Linked DNA regions of Homo sapiens: region 1 is linked to region 2. Evidence: read pairs that join two places in POLR2A ChIA-PET (ENCODE). Cell type or tissue: Panc1. All regions are shown on one strand. Each heading gives the region's core, and the rest is flanking DNA. Links, peaks and the distances in the headings are about the cores only.

What was found. Peaks named below come from ENCODE experiments on the same cell type or tissue, not always from the same donor. Only the 100,000 strongest peaks of a DNase experiment are listed, where the experiment ranks them.
Region 1: POLR2A ChIA-PET joins it to region 2 with 10 read pairs; 3 of 35 experiments call an interaction of 5 or more read pairs at or near these places.

The regions. Positions count from the first base shown.
Region 1 is chr7:99,221,826-99,227,191 of GRCh38, reverse strand. No RefSeq gene overlaps it. Among named protein-coding and RNA genes, the nearest start is that of KPNA7, 16 kb to the right of the region's middle. In Panc1, for the core only: no CTCF peak of the experiment used is centred there; a DNase peak (open chromatin) is centred at 2,510; H3K27ac peaks cover 862 bases.
Region 2 is chr7:99,376,503-99,381,868 of GRCh38, reverse strand. All of the region lies in intron 1 of ARPC1B (actin related protein 2/3 complex subunit 1B), which reads right to left. Among named protein-coding and RNA genes, the nearest start is that of ARPC1B, 4.5 kb to the right of the region's middle. RefSeq lists enhancers at 633-952, 1,553-1,872. In Panc1, for the core only: no CTCF peak of the experiment used is centred there; no DNase peak of the experiment used is centred there; H3K4me3 peaks cover 741 bases; H3K27ac peaks cover 1,866 bases.

The sequences.
Region 1 (5,366 bases), core at 283-5,282, 150 kb after region 2:
ATTGAGGTGAAATTTACATTTTTCTCCACCTGATATTAGGATTATGTGTTGTATAAGTCTTTAAGCTCAATTGTTTGCAATCGTACGATGATCCCCATCCCATCCCCTCCTGGGCACTTTCAGGGCAGTGTCCAGAGATTGGGGAGAGGCTGCTGGTGGGAGCCGTCACCTGGCAGCCAGGGCCTGGATCCCATCTATGGGCCACCCTCCCAAGCCTGGGTCCCGAGGTGCTTCTTGCTTATTCCCATGTGATCAGCACGCTCTGGCTGATGGGGGCAGAGGCTGGTGAGAAGAAACGGGCCCCCTGCCCCACAGTGATTTTGGGAAGGTCTGTTCTCTGGCAGGAGGTTATCTTTCTGTCCTAGTCCAGGTCCCAGCAGGAAAGAGCACACTCCAGTGGGGCCACTGCAGAGCGTTTGTTTATTTGTCTGTTTATGAGAGACAGGGTCTTGCTCTGTCACCCAGGCTGGAATGTAGTGGTGCCATCATAGCTCAATGCAGCCTCAATCGCTTGAGCTCAAGTGATCCTCCCGCCTCACACAGCCCCACAAGTAGCTGGGACTACAGGCAGGCACCACCATGCCAGGCTGATTATTTTTTTATTTTTGAGACGGAGTCTTGTCTTGCTCTGTCACCCAGGCTGGAGTGCAGCGGCGTGATCTCAGCTCATTGCAAACTCCGCCTCCTGGGTTCAAGCGATTCTCCTGCCTCAGCCTCCTGAGTAGCTGAGATGACAATCGCCTGCCACCACACCCAGCTAATTTTTGTATTTTTAGTAGAGACGGGGTTTCACTGTGTTGGCCAGGCTGGTGTTGAACTCCTGACCTCATGATCCACATCCACTTGCCTCGGCCTCCCAAAGTGCTGGGATTACGAGCGTGAACCACTGCGCCTGGCCCAGGCTGATTATTTTTATTTTTATTTCTTTAGAGATGGAGGTCAATCTTGCTATGTTGCCCAGGCTGGTCTCGAACTCCTGGGCTTAAGCAATCCGCCCGCCTTGGCCTCCCAAAGTGCTGGGATTACAGGCGTGAGCCGTGGTGCCTGGCCTCACTGCATAGGGTTTAATGAAGAGACAATTTACTGAGGTGGGGCAGAGTTCAAGAAAGACAATAGGTACAGTAAAGCACCGCCTGCTCAGGCCATAGGGGAAGCCCCTGCACCCTGGATGTGGCTGTGGGAGAAGCGTTGGCCCCCAGGGGCACGGAGCAACTCCAGGGGGACAGTGCAACTGCCGCCCGACCAGACCCAGCAGGGCCGGGGGTGCATTCACCTCTCCCCTCCTGCGCACCCATCTCCTCTCAGCATCTCCTGTGGCCAAACCCAACCAGAGCCAGAAAGTAGGAACCCAGGCAGGTACCTGGGGGGTCAGCCTCCTGGACCCAGGATGGGGTGGAAAAGGATGGCAGGTGGATCTGGAGCAAAGGAAGCCATCAGCTCCTGGCCCCGTGCAGCAAGAGCTGCCCCTTGGTCTCTTGTGGTTTGAGCTTCTCATGAGGGTGGGGAGGTTTAATGGTTAATATTCCAGAAAGTTCCATCTCAGATAATGTTGCTTCTCCAGCCTGGGCAATATAACAAGACTCTGTCTCTACAAAAATAAAAAAATAATAAGCTGGGCGTGGTGGCGGGCACCTGTAATCCCAGCTACTCGGGAGGCTGAGGCAGGGGAGCTTGAGGCTACAGTGAGCCGTCTTCACACTACTGCACTTCCAGCCTGGGTGACAGAGTGAGACTCTGTCTCTACAATAAAATAGTCCAGGCGCTGTGGCTCATGCCTGTAATCCCAGCACTTTGGAAGGCCAAGGCGGGTGGATCACCTGAAGTCAGGAGCTCAAGACCAGCCTGGCCAACATGGTGAAACCCCATCTCTACTACAAATACAAAAATTAGCCGGGTGTGGTGGCGGGTGCTGTAATCCCAGCTACTCAGGAGGCTGAGGCAGGAGAATCGCTTGAACCCAGGAGGTGGATCTTGCAGTGAGCTGAGATGCCAGCACTGCACTCCAGCCTGGGTGGCAGAGCCAGACTCCATCTCAAAACAAAATAAACAGATGAAAGAAAGAAAGAAAAAGAGCGAGAGGGAAGGAAGGAAGGAAGGAGGGAAGGAAGGAGAAAGAAAGGAAAGAAAGAGGAAGGAAGGAAGGAAGGAAAAAGAGAAAGAAAGAAAAGAAAGAAAGAAGAAAGAAAGAAAAGAAAGAAAGAGAAAGAAAGAAAGAAGGAAGAGGGAGTTTGCTTTGGGGAAGGCCTCAGGTTAATTTTCAGGTGGCTAGCACTGCCCAAGAGTGAGTGGGCACACAGAGTGCCCTGCCTTTAAAAATGCAGCAAGAAGCGCATTGGATGGAATCATTGGCTCATGGTATCTGGAGAAAGTTTAATGGGTTTTTCTATAGAAATCAAGCGGGCTTAAATCCTCTGGCTGAAAAAAATTCCCCAGAGTCATGGGTTGGCATTGGCACAACAATAAAAACAGACGTCCCCGGAGTCCAAAATCTAATTTTGATCCTTCCAATAGCCTGGGCAGGCGGGTGGGGCAGATGAGTAATGGTCTCTTTTCAGCAGGTGAGCAAATGGGCTCGGAGGGGTGAAGCAGTTTGCCCAAAGATAACACAATGAGTCAGCATCTGAGACATGGCTCCGTTTCTCTCTTTTTTTTTTTTTTTGAGATGCAGTTTCACTCTTGTCACCCAGGTTGGAGTGCAATGGCGCAATCTCGGCTCACTGCAACCTCCTCCTCCTGGGTTCAAGCGATTCTCCTGCCTCAGCCTCCTGAGTAGCTGGAACACCAGGCACATGCCACCATGGCTGGCTAATTTTTTGTGTTTTTAGTAGAGACAGGGTTTCACAGTGTTAGCCAGGCTGGTGTCGAACTCCTGACCTCGTGATCTGCCTGCCTCGGCCTCCCAAGGCGCTTGGATTACAGGCATGAGTCGCTGCGCCTGGCCCTAAATCCCGTTGTTAGAAGAATTAAATGAGTTCATATATGTGAAGTGCCTAGCACCTATTAGATGATGAAGACATATTTATTGAATGAATGATAGCCAGATCTCTGGGATGGGAACGATGACTCCCAAGCACCGTGCTCCATTTGGGGAGTGGTGGAGATGGAGACGTTCTTGGCATGCACATCCAGAAACCCCCGGACTTGACACATGCAGAGGGCTTGGTCCCTGCCCCCCAGACAGCCAGATTTAGGAAATAGGCCCCTAAGTTCCAATCTCTCCCCTCCCTTTTCCTCTTTCATTCTTTTCTTGGTTTCTTGTCGAGTTCTGTGACGGTAGGTGAGCATCACAAAATGCCCCATGAGCTGCATGGCTGTGGGTAAGTAGTCACTTTGCCTCCACATTTCCATCCTTCCTCCCTCCCCCGCTCCCTCCCTCCCCTCCCTCCCTCGCTCCCTCCCTCCCTTCCTTCCTTCCTCCTTTCTTTCCTGCTTGCTTTCTTGCTTGCTTTCCTTCCTTCCTTTTTTTCCCCTTCCTCCCTCTTTCTCTTTCTTTCTTTTTTTTTTTTTTTTTGAGATGGGGTCTCGCTCTGTCATCCAGGCTGGAGAGCAGTGGTGCGATCTTGGCTCACTGCGAGCTCCTCCTGCCGGGTTCGTGACATTCTCCTGTTTCAGCCTCCCAAGTAGCTGGGACTACAGGCGCCTGCCACCATGCCTGGCTAATTTTTTTGTATTTTTAGTAGAAACGGGGTGTCACTATGTTAGCCAGGCTGGTCTCCATCTGACCTCGTGATCTGCCTGCCTTGGCCTCCCAAAGTGCTGGGATTACAGGCGTGAGCCACCGTGCCCGCCCTTCCTTCCTTCCTTCCTTCCTTCCTTCCTTCCTTCCTTCCTTCCTTCCTTCCTTCCTCCCTCCCTCCCTCCCTCCCTTCCTTCCTCTTTCCCTCCCTCTCCCTCTCCTCTTTCTTTTCTTCTCTCTCTCTCTTCTTTTTTTTTGAGACAGGGTCTTACTCTGTCACCCAGGCTGGAGTGCAGTGGTACGATCAAAGCTCACTGCAGCCTCAACCTCCTGGGCTCAAGCCATCCTGCCACCTCAGCCTCCCAAGTAGCTGGGACTACAGGCACGTGCCACCATACCCAGCTAATTTTTTTTTTTTGTAGTGACGTGGTCTCAAACCCCTGGGCTCAAGTGATCCCCCTGCCTTGGCCTCCCAAAGTGCTAGGATTACAGGTGTGAGCCACCATGCCCAGCCCATACAATGGAATATTTAAAAAACTGAGGATGTAAATGTATATATATTTTTAAGGTTCTAGAACAGCTTAACCCCTTTTTTGCAAAATAGGTGCTTCTCTGATCACCAAGATAAGATCAGATCAGATCACGGTGAGTTTATCTGGGTGGTGGGATTTCAGGTGATTTTTTTTTTTTTTTTTGAGACGGAGTCTCACTCTGTCCCCCAGGCTGGAGTGCGGTGGCGCTATCTCGGCTCACTGCAAGCTCCGCCTCCCGGGTTCACGCCATTCTCCTGCCTCAGCCTCCCGAGTAGCTGGGACTACAGGCACCCGCCACCTCGCCCGGCTAATTTTTTGTATTTTTAGTAGAGACGGAGTTTCACCGTGTTAGCCAGGATGGTCTCAATTTCCTGACCTCGTGATCCACCCGCCTCGGCCTCCCAAAGTGCTGGGATTACAGGCATGAGCCACCGCGCCCGGCCCAGGTGATTTTTTTAAACCTTCTTTACATTTATAAGTGTTGCCTGAAGTTTTTTTTTTAGTGAATGAGAATGACTGTTTTTAATCTGAAATCATAATTAGTATTATTTTTGAGACAAGGTCTCCCTTTGTCTCCCAGGCTGGAGTGCAGTGGCATGGTCACAACTCACTGTAGCCTTTACCTCCCAGGCTCAAGCGATCCTCCCGTTTCAGCCTCCTGAGTAGCTGGGACTGCAGGTGTGCACCACCATGCCTGGCTAATTAAAAAAAAATTTTTTTTTGTACAGACGGGGTCTCACTATGTTGCCTAGGCTTGAAATTATTCTTGATGAAAAGGAGGAAATAAATCCCAATCAATGTCAAGAGGCTCCCTTTGGGCCCTCGCCTTGGGGTAGTGAGGGGTGAGGGGAGTCCTTTCCAGCCAGCTTTGGAAGCCGCATTCCCAGCTGTTGTTTGTTGAGGCCTTGGAGGAGGAAGGAGATCTGTGCCCTCCCAAGAGGGTGACGGGATGAAGCCTTGGCAGGTTCACCACGTGCTCCTTGAAGACCAAACATGGACACGGAGCCTGGGCCCAGAAATAGCCCCTTTTGCTCCAGAGACCCTTGGAATTCTGTGGGGTCATCGCAGGGAGGGGAGAGCCTGAGCAGGCTGTTGCCGAAACCTTCCTTGCAGACTCCGAAATGGAAGATGGGACCTGGGACAGGCTCCTCTGAGCA
Region 2 (5,366 bases), core at 108-5,107:
CTGCCCAGGGGCCGGCCCATCCTGCACTGCATCTGGGCCCAGGCACAAGGGAAAGGCAGAACGACCTTTGCCTGGGGCTGCAGTTTGGCCCCACAGGGCTCAGTGACCAGCCTGCCCGAGGTCACAACACAAAGCCCCCTGCGCTCACTGCCTGGAAGGCCCTGTCCACCTCCTGCTCACTCCAGATCCAAACCGCTTGCTTTCACTTGTATCAGGATGTCCTGGAAGATTCCTGGAGCAGCACAGGACACACACACATGCACATGTGTACATGCACGGGGCAGGGACCTCATGTTTCCTCCATGCTTAGAACAGGACCCCGGTGGGTCCCCAGTCAGCATTTGCTGAGCAAGTAGACACACGCAGCGCAGGGTCAGGCCACGCACACAAACACATGCGTGTTCAGCCTCACACACACAAGCACACTTTGCATGTTAAGCCTTGCACACACACATGCACACTGCACCTCCCCACACTTTAAGCACATGTTTAGCCTTGCACACATGACCATACTCCCCACATGCACGTGTTGAGCCTCACACACAGGCACACTGCAGGCCTGCACACATGTATGTTCAGCCTTGCACACACGCAAGCGCACTGTGTCCACAAGCACACTTTGCACGTGTGGGCAGCCTTACCCAGAACAAGCACCCGGCACCCACTGGGGCTGCCTCTGCAGCCTCTCTCTCCTTATAAGGCCTCTTTGTGTAAGGTGAGGGCCCCGGAAGCACCATCTCAGCGCCCTCAGCCATGTCAGCAGGTCTGATGGGGGTTTCCCTGAGCGTTTCCTGTGTTCCCAGGCTGGGACATCACCACCCACATCTGATGCCAGCACTGTGCAGAGAGAAGCTCAAGGCCTGTGACTGATTCACGGTGCTCATCTACACCCCGACAACCCCCATGGTCCAAGGTCACCAGCAGGGCAGGGGCAGGGTGAAGGCCAGAAGCCCACTTTCACACTCCACCCAGGCTCTGGTTGGCCCCAGGACTCCAGCTGAGGCCAATTTTTCCCTCCCTTTCAGCCCCAGGAGGCCCAGACTGAAGGAACCTCCGGGGATGAGGGTGGGAGAGCCCAGACTCAGAACCCTGGGTTGATGCACAGACTCTGACATCCCAGCATCAGTGGTCACATTCTTGCTGTGTGCCCAGCCACATCTCTGCCCTGGCTGTCAAGACGGAGTGGCTGGCTCTGCTGAAGACAGCAACCCCCACGTGTGCCAGTGGGCAAGGGCAACCGAGAGGACTTGAAGAGCCCTGACCACTGTTTCTAGGACCTAGACATACTCAAGGGGCAGAGGAGGGGCTGGAAAAGATGGCCACAGTGGTACACTAGTGACTGGCAGAGGAGGGAGGTTGAGACCACACCTATCAGCCAATCACACTTCAGCATGAATTAGCAGAAATACTTCCTAGTCTGTTGAACAAACCCCTTAAATGGGGCAAAGAAGTGTTAAGGGGGCGAGAGACAGGAAGACTCATTTCCCTTTTTCCATAACTTCTGCAAAGCAGCTGAAACCCAAAGCGCCTCTGCGATAACTCCCCAACCCCCACATCTTACCAGTGAGGAAGTGGGAGAGCAAAAAGGGAGTGGCTTCTCTCAGCCAATGCTGCCACAGGGCTCCAGTCTCCTGCCTCAGGGATTCTAGCCGGGGACACTCCAACTTCATCATCCTCAGGAAAACCTCTCACCTACCAAGCCTGCGTGAGCCAGCGTGTGCTCACCCCCGCCTGCCAATTACCCTGCTCTGGATGTCTCAGGAGAAAAATACGAGGGCTGCTTCACCCACCAGTGTTGACAGCATAAGGTCTCAGTGATGGCTCCTGGGGGAGGGATCCAGGACACCAACCCACTATCACTGTGGCCCTGTGAGCCAGCACTGTGGGCCTGTTTGATGTTAAGAAACCAGAGAGAGGAGGGGATAGCCGGGCACAGTGGCTCACGCCTGTAATCCCAGCACTTTCGGAGGCCGAGGTGGGTGGATCACTTGAGGTCAGGAGTTTGAGACCATCCTGGCCAACATGGCAAAACCCCGTCTCCACTTGGAAAAAAAAAAAAAAAATTAGCCAGGCATGGTGGTGCCAGGCAAAGAAAGCCTCAGGCTGCCCAGCGGCGGGGTGGTGGTGGTGAGGCACTCTAAAGTCCTGGGCCTTGATACTCTCTCCCTTACTGTGCTGGGTTTACATTCTAGCTGTCTTCATACTGGCTGGGTGCCCTCAGCCAATATTTCCCTCCCATCTTAATCCAGATGAGGCTGGGGCTAGACTAGGCACAGGCTGCGGGACCCTTCTTGCCTGGCTTCCTTAGGTTTCCCTGAATCCAGAGGTTTGGCTGTATCAGAGGCTAAACCAAGGAGGAGTTGCCTGGAGGAAAGATCTCAGCATTACAGGCGCTCTGGGAAGTCCCCACCCAGCTCAGGCAGTTCTTGGATAGAGCAGCCAGCAGGCTAATTTGCACCGTGCTAAGCGGTTACTCAACTTCCTATGCTGGGTCAGAGCCCTTCCTACCCCTATCCTTCCCTCTCCAGCTCTGCTCTTGAAGTCTTACCAACCACGCAGAGTGAAGTCAAGAAACACACATGAAAACAATCGTAAGGTACCATTAAAGCACCGGTTAGTCATCCAAACAAAACAAAAACACACAAAATTCAATGCTAGCAGAGCTGTGGAGAAATTGTCATTTGTTGCTAATTGGTTTAATTCTTCTGAAGGGCACTCAATTCAACAAGTGGGTGGGACCAAATATTAATAGAACAGAATAACACTAACAGGAACTTGAAAATTAGCATTCTGGCCAGGTGTGGTGGCTCACGCCTATACTCCCAGCACTTTGGGAGGCCGAGGTGGGTGGATCACGAGGTCAGGAGATCGAGACCATCCTGGCTAAAACGGTGAAACCCCGTCTCTACTAAAAATACAAAAAATTAAGCCGGGCGTGGTGGCGGGCGCCTGTAGTCCCAGCTACTCGGGAGGCTGAGGCAAGAGAATGGCGTGAACCCGGAAGGCGGAGCTTGCAGTGAGCCGAGATTGCGCCACTGCACTCCAGCCTGGAGGACAGAGCAAGACTCCATCTCAAAAAAAAAAAAAAAAAAAAGAAAAAGAAAATTAACATTCTTTGGTCACATACACCCATTTGGTCCTAAGAAAACAGCAACACATTTTTCTTTCTTTTTCTTTTTTATTTTTGAGATGTAGTCTCATTCTGTCGCCCAGGCTGGAGTGTAGTGGTGCATTCTCGGCTCACTGCAACCTCCGCCTCCCAGGTTCAAGCAATTCTCCTGTCTCAGCCTCCCCAGTAGGTGGAACTACAGGTGCCCACCACCACGCCCAGCTAATTTTTGTTTTTGTTTTTAGTAGAGATGGGGTTTCACCATGTTGGACAGGCTGGTCTCGAACTCCTGACCTTGTGATCCACCCGCCTCGGCCTCCCAAAGTGCTGGGATTACAGGTGTGAGCCACCACGCCTGGCCCCATTTTTCTTTTTTAAAAGCAAACAGGTGGGGTGCCATGGCTCACGCCTGTAATCCCACCATTTTGGGAGGCCAAGCCAGGTGGATCACTTGAGTCCAGGAGTTCGGAGACCAGCCTGGGCAACATGGCAAAACCCTGTGTCTATAAAAACTACCAAAAAAAAAAAAAAAATTAGCGGGATGTGATGCTGTACGCCTGTAGTCCTGGCTATCTGAGGGGCTGAGGCTGGAGGATTCCTTGAGCTGGGAAGGTGGAGGTTGCAGTGAGCCGAGATCTCGTCACTGTACTCCAGCCTGGGTGACAGAGTGAAACCTCATCTAAAAAATAAAGCAAACATGTTTATAATAGCTGTCTTTATAATGGTGACAGTGTGGAAAAACCCAGGTGACAATATGGAAAGAGTAAATTATGACATTAACATGTTGAGATGCTACGTAATTATTAATATTAGAAAAGACCTATCAACCGACGGGTGCGGTGGCTCACACCTGTAATCCCAGACTTTGGGAGGCGGAGGCAGGTGGATCACCTGAGGTCAGGAGTTTGAGACCAGCCTGCCCAACATGGTAAAACCCTCTCTACTAAAAATACAAAATTTATCTGGGCTTGGTGGTGGGCACTTGTAATCCCAGCTGCTCGGGGGGTCGAGGCAAGAGAATCACTTGAACTCGAGAGGAAGAGGTTGCAGTTAGCTGAGATTGTGCCACTGCACTGCAGCCTGGGCGACAGAGTGAAACTCCGCCACCTCCAAATAAAAAAAAAAAAGAAGAAGAAGAAGAAGAAGAAGCTGGGCGCGGTGGCTCACGCCTGTAATCCTAGCACTTTGGGAAGCCGAGGTGGGCGGATCACCTGAGGTCAGCAGTTCGAGACCAGCCTGGCCAACATGGTGAAACCCCGTCTCTACTAAAAATATAAAAATTAGCCGGGCATATTGGCATGTACCTGTAATCCCAGCTACCTGAGAGGCTGAGGCAGGAGAATCACTGGAACCCGGGAGGCAGATGCTGCAGTGAGTCAAGGTAGTGTCACCACACTCCAGCCTGGGCAACAGAACAAGACACTGTCTCAAAAAAAAAAAAAAAAAAAGAAAGCACGTATAAGGCAGGCGTGGAGGCTCATGCCTGTAACCCCAGCACTTTGGGAGGCCAAGGCAGGAGGATCGCTTAAGGCCAGGAGTTTGAGGCCAGCCTGGACAACACAGCAAAACCCTACCTCTACTAAACATTTAAAAATTAGCTGGGCATGGAGGAACATACCTGTAATCCCAGCTACTCAGGAGGATCCCTTGAGCCCAGGAGTTTGGGGCTAAAGTGAGTTATGATCAAGCCATGGCACTATAGCCTGGGCAACACAATGAGACCCGGACTCCAGAAAAAAAGAAAAAGACCTATCAATGGATTATGTACAGACATATGTAAGAAACAAACTTTACCGGCATCTATCAGGGCGATTTTACCCAGACCTTTCACCATTCTCCCCCTGAAGCAAGCCTGAGACATTTTTTGTTTGCTTTTTTTTTTTTTTTTGGAGACAGAGTCTCGCTTTGTAACCCCAGGCTGGAGTGCAACGGCATGATCTTGGCTCACCGCAACCTCCGCCTCCCAGGTTCTAGCGATTCTCCTGCCTCAGCCTCCTGAGTAGCTGGGATTACAGGTGCCCACCACCACACCTGGCTAATTTTGTATTTTTAGTAGTGACGGGGTTTCACCACGTTGGTCAGGCTGGTCTCGAACTCCCGACCTCAGGTAATCTGCCTGCCTCGGCCTCCCAAAGTGCTGGAATTACAGGCGTGAGCCACCGCGCCCAGCCTGTTTGCTTTTTACCTTCAGTTTGTACAGGAGGAAACCCAGGCTCAGACAAAAGCAACGATTTGTTCAAAGTCACTCGGCTTCTAC